Linked DNA regions of Homo sapiens: region 1 is linked to region 2. Evidence: chromatin contacts called from ENCODE Hi-C or POLR2A ChIA-PET data. All regions are on one chromosome and are shown on one strand. The core of a region is the stretch at or near the end of the contact, and the rest is flanking DNA. Distances in the headings are between cores, read along the strand shown.

The links. Hi-C counts contacts between places; a loop is a spot of excess contacts on that map. ChIA-PET counts read pairs that join two places held with the same protein, here RNA polymerase II (POLR2A). Pooled maps may share reads with other maps.
Region 1: a map of PC-9 shows a loop between it and region 2 (10-fold over the local background). The contact joins two enhancer-like sites. A Hi-C loop is called at or near these places in 4 of 168 maps with a recorded cell type or tissue (MCF 10A, PC-3, PC-9 and 1 more) and 3 of 50 pooled maps. POLR2A ChIA-PET finds 5 or more read pairs at or near these places in 8 of 52 experiments (AG04450, CD4-positive, alpha-beta memory T cell, CD8-positive, alpha-beta T cell and 5 more).

The regions. Positions count from the first base shown.
Region 1 is chr1:227,804,505-227,807,218 of GRCh38, reverse strand. No RefSeq gene overlaps it. Among named protein-coding and RNA genes, the nearest start is that of PRSS38, 9.8 kb to the left of the region's middle. Within about 2 kb of position 1,423, at least 4 of the 41 ENCODE cell types and tissues checked have a DNase peak (open chromatin) inside an H3K27ac peak, as active enhancers do; they include PC-9, where a contact is called at or near this core.
Region 2 is chr1:227,762,835-227,765,609 of GRCh38, reverse strand. The region is part of intron 3 of SNAP47 (synaptosome associated protein 47); the gene reads right to left. Among named protein-coding and RNA genes, the nearest start is that of SNAP47, 29 kb to the right of the region's middle. RefSeq lists enhancers at 1-390, 2,649-2,738. Within about 2 kb of position 1,514, at least 3 of the 41 ENCODE cell types and tissues checked have a DNase peak (open chromatin) inside an H3K27ac peak, as active enhancers do; they include PC-9, where a contact is called at or near this core.

The DNA of each region.
Region 1 (2,714 bases), core at 174-2,673, 42 kb before region 2:
AGTAGGAGGATAAAAGAGTACTCAGGGGCCGGGTGCGATGGCTCACACCTGTAATCCCAGCACTTTGGGAGGCCAAGGCAGGCGGATCACCTGAGGTCGGGAGTTCAAGACCAGCCTGACCAATATGGAGAAACCCTGTACTAAAGATACAAAAATTTAGCTAGGCATGGTGGCTCATGCCTGTAATCTCAGCTACTCAGGAGGCTGAGGCAGGAGAATCTCTTGAACCTGGGAGGCGGAGGTTGCGGTGAGCCGAGATCGCACCATTGCACTCCAGCCCGGGCAACAAGGGCAAAACTCTAAAAAAATAAAATAATTAAATAAATAAATAAATAAAATTGTACTCAGGGTCCCCTTTTATAAGGGAACCAATGCCATTAATGAAGACGCCACTCTCAACCTAACCATCTCCCAAAGGCCCCACCTCCTAATACCATTACACTGGGGGTTAGGATTTCAACATCTGAATTTGGGGGGAACACAAACATTCAGTCCATTACAGGAGCCGAGCTCAGAATTAAATCCTTATAGGTATGGAATTTCAATACATGACTGAGGTGGCATGGGAGATCAGTGGGGAAAAGAGGAACTATTCAATGAATGGTTCTTGGAAAAGTGGTTATCCACATGGGGAAAAATGAAATAAGAACCCTATCTCATGCTTTATTTTTTAAAAAAAGCAAACCCTTAAATGACAAAGAGAACACTTTATGACTTTAGACTGAAATATAGACACGTTTCCAATAATGGTGAACAATGTAATAAGGGCCAGCCTTCCCAATCAACACAACTCTTTTTTTTTTTTTTTTTTTTTTTTTTTTTGAGACAGAGTCTCGGTCTGTCACTGAGGCTGGAGTGCAGTGGCACAATCTTGTCTCAATGCAACCTCTGCCTCCGGGTTCAAGCGATTCTTGTGCCTCAGCCTCCCAAGTAGCTGAGATTATATGCATGTGCTACCATGCTGGTCTAGTTTTTTTGTGTTTTAGTAGAGATAGGGTTTCACCATGTTGGCCAGGCTGGGTCTTGAATTCCTGGCCTCAAGCAATCCACCCGCCTCAGCCTCCCAAAGTGCTAGGATTATAGGAATGAGCCACCGTGCCCGGCCACAATTAACAATTTATGACAAAACATAAAAGCCATCTCCATAGAAGCAGGAAATATCAAAAACATGGCAATGAATCACCAGAATAATATCGAGAGGAGTGAGGAGATCTAAGCATTCAAGCTTGTTTCTGCCCTTTAAGAAAGGGCAGCCAAGTGACTTTGTGTCATTTTTTTGGCAGTCTTTTTAGTCTAAGGAAACACATGTGGGAGTCTAGGATTCACCAAGGGTGTGGACCATGCTAAACCACACCTGCTTTGGGCTGAAAACAAGAATGGATGTACCCTAGGAGTAAGGGTGAATCAGAAGTAAACCAACCCTTTGATGGACTGAAGCCCAGCTTTGAGTCATCTTGGTGGCTCGGAAAATCTCAAGCCCTGAACTTGGTGTAAGGTAAATCCAGATTGCTAGTGCCCCCACGTGCTTAGCAGAAGCAGATAATAATCCTCTTAAGGTGATGATAATATCACCCCTAGCTTTAAATTATTTCTAAAAATAAAATTTAAATACCTTTCAGCACATAAACAAAGATGACCAGAAATGTGAGATATTATACCATGACCGAGAAACAATAGAAAATCAGACCTGAAGAAATGCAAATACTTGAATTATCAGCCAAAACTGTAAAATGAATGTGCTTATTATGCTCTAGGGGATAAAACTAGGCTTGTGAATTTTTTGCAACAACTGGAAACTATAAATTTGATGGAGATTATTTTTACGAACCAAAAAGAAACTTCAAGAAATGAAAGGCACAGACTCTAAATTCAGAACTCCCTGAATGGCTTTAACAACAGTTCAGACCCAGATAAAGAGAGAATTCATGATTTAGAAGATAAGTCAGAAGAAACTACCCAGAATGGGAAGAAAAAAAAAGATGCTCTAAAAGGAAAAGTATGAATGTACTTCAATGCTGTATACATGTACTGTTTTTAAAGCACTATTTTTGTTTTAATTTTGTTTGAATCAAACAATAAAAATAATTTATACTTCTGGCCGCCAAGAGGTAGTAACAAGAGCCAAATTTACCTTTCATCTGAAACAACAACAAAGAATAAATATAGAAAAATGAGTTTTCAGGACTTGAACATCAAGCAATGAATGACTGCCATCCCTGAGAGACAGGAAAGAAAAGGAGTTAGCCCTGTGATTGTCTCAGCTTCCAGGCCATAGCACAAGAAGAAGAAACCCATATTGAGCCTAGCAGAGTACCTGAATTGATGAGACAGGTGAGAGTCCAGGAGACCAAGATGACTAGAGTTCTCAGGACAGAGTACCAGAGATGTAAGATATGCAGACAGAGAGAACCTTAGAGAACTGAAGAAAGTTTACTTTACATACTTAGCTGAGTGCTGATCAGCACGAGCATATGAGAAACATACCCTAGGCTGGATAAAGAATTTCCCAAAAGAAAGAAAATACTACTCAGTGCTTATATCCAGGGCTGGGAATAGTGCCTGTTTCTACTAGCCAGATATGAAAAGTTCATAATTCCTGTTCGTATGATGTTCCTGCCTGAGCAATAAGGAATAATTCACACTAGACTGAGCAGTACTCAAAGAATACCAGGCATATAAAGAATCAAGAAAACACAACCCATAATGAGTAGAAT
Region 2 (2,775 bases), core at 265-2,764:
CAACAATTTCACAACCTAGGTTTGCAACACCCAAGCTGTATGTGGGTGCTCTCTGGGAAGCTGCGGCCCACTACTGTGCTTCTCTGAATTTGTGCATTACCCATAGGAGCCTGCAGGCCCTCACATGAAGCTGCTCACTGAGGAGCCCTTCTCTGAAACACTGAGCCACAGTGCACAGGCCAAGCTAGGCTGGAAGACACAGCCACAAACTCAGAGGATGTGTGCCTCTGGTGACCTGAGATCACAGGGTGGCCCCCGTCCACCTCGCAGCACCAGCACAGCCTAGGCCACAGGAATGGAGGGGCACAAACTGCCCAGCCTGCGCTGCACCAGTGCCTCCTTCCTCCAAGAGCCCCATACCCCACCCCGCCCTGCCCAAGGCTCTCGTAGTCTGGTCTGCAGTGTGCTGTCTGCAATGTGCTGTGTGATGGTCTATAAGCCTGCTATGTGCTGGTGCCCTTTGACTTGCTGGGTGTTGGGAGCTGAAGGACTGTGTGCTTTCCTCAGCATCTTCTCAAGCTGCAATTCCTTGGCTACAATGTGGGCTTTAAAAAACAACAACTATTTATTTTGTAGAGATAGCATGTCACCTAGGTTGGTCTCAAACTCCTGGCTCGAGTGATCCTCTTGCTTCAGCCTCCCGAGTAGCTGAGAACACAGGCATGCAGCACTACGACCTGCTAATTTTTGTGTTTTTGTTTGTTTTGAGACAGAGTCTTGCTCTGTCGCCCAGGCTGGAGTGCAGTGGTGTGATCGCGGCTCACCACAACCTCCGCCTCCCAGGTTCAAGGGATTCTCCTGCCTCAGCCTCCCGAGCAGCTGGGAGTACAGGTGCACACCACCACACCCGGCTAATTTTTTTTATTTTTAGTAACATGGGGCTTCACCATATCGGTCAGGCTGGTCTTGAACTCCTGACCTCGTGATTCGCCCGCCTCTGCCTCCCCAACTGCTGGGATTGCAGGTGTGAGCCACCGCGCCTGGCTTAATTTTTGTATTTTTTTATAGAGACGGGGGTCTTAATATGTTACCCAGGCTGGTCTCGTCCTCCTGCACCCAAGTGATCCTCCCACATTGGCTTCCCAAAGTGCTGGGCTGCAGGCATGAACCACCGTGCCCAGCCGACACAGGCTCTTCAGGGCAGAGCCCCTGGGCCTCCCTACCTACGACATGGCTTTCATTTCAGCACCTGAGGCTGCGTGACAGAGACACTCAGGCCGTTCTGGAATTTTAACAAATAGGACTTTGCTTAAACACTCAGAAGGCTGGACAGAATTCTTACGCCTCAAGCCATGGATGTTTCTGCTGGGCGCGGTGGCTGGGATCCTGGTGAGGCTGCATGCTGCCATCTCCAGAGCCACAGTGCTCGTGGAGCTGCTGAGTCACTCTTTTTAACATTTCTTCCAGGAAAGCTTAATTTGGTTCTGTAAGGATGGTTTCTGCCTTGGGGTCATGAGTGACTGCAATTAAACAAAAGCATCACAGGTGGTTCACAGCAAGAAGGGTGGGGTGACTCGACTGTCCGGGAGTAGGAAGTGTTCCAGACACCTATGCACAGCCTTGCTGGCCTGGGGGTGCAGGAAGCCAGCCCAGGAAGAGCCCAGGGCACACTGCTGGCTGCAGAATGTCTTGGTCATCTGGAAAGAGAGTGCCCTGAGGCCACAGGCCCCTGTGCAAGACACAGCTCTGTCTTCACTGCCAGTGCTGAGGAGGGGCTGCCTGCACCTGCCTGGGAGCGGGGACCTGGGCCACCAGCCTGTCTGTCTCCAGCAAGCCCCTTCCCTCAGCCCTGGCCTCCAACACTCACCTGTCACCCAGGAAAGGCCTCTGCTGGGCCTAGTGGGCCTGTGAAGCTAGCGCACAGGTAAGGACAGCGTAGGGAGCTGAATGGAGGAGACAGCAGCTTGTGTGCTCCATCTCCCACTCAACCAATACGCACGCGCAGGTGGGGGCTGAGCGGCATCCTCTGATAGGCTCCAGGCCAGCTGATGCAGTACCCCCAGGCTCCCCAGTCAGCCCAACCCGAGCCCGCGGTGCCACAGCAGGCTCCTGGGTGCTTCAGCTCCAGTGGGAACTTCCCTGCCTCAAAAGACGCCTGGCACTAACGAACTGCAGAGACAACCTCAGCCACCCCAATGCTCTGGTCCTTTACTAACTGCCCACTGCATCCGCCTGCCTCCTGCCCTGTCCTGCTGCTGGTGCTGCTGTGCAGACAGACACACGGCCCGGGGAAGCAGAGGTACAGGCAAGGCTGTCATCAGGGAGCTGGAAGCCCAGGCAGGCCTTACCCCCAAGACAGGCAGTGAGTGACAAAGAAAAATCTCAGTGATCAAACAGCCTTCAAATACGCTGTGCACAGCAGGGTAGAGGCTCACGCCTGAAATCCCAGCACTCTGGGAGGCTGAGGTGAGAGGATCACTTGAGCCCAGGAGTTCAAGACCAGCCTAGGCAACACGGCAAGACCCCATAATTAAAAAAAAAAAAAATTAGCTGGGCATGGTGATATGTGCCTATAGTCCCAGCTACTTGAGAGGCCAAGGCAGGAGGATGTCTTGGGCCCAGGAGATTGAAGTTACAGTGAGCTATGATTGCACCTCTGCACTCCAGCCTGGATGACAGGGCAAGGCCCTGTCTCTAAAAGAAAAAAATAAATAAAAAGAAAAAGAAAATACTGTGCATGTCCCTTGGTAGGATGTGTGGGAAGGAAACCTCACCCTGTGGCCTTCCTCCCAAACCACAGCCCAGGCCGACTGCAAGAAAATCTGAGACAGAGGC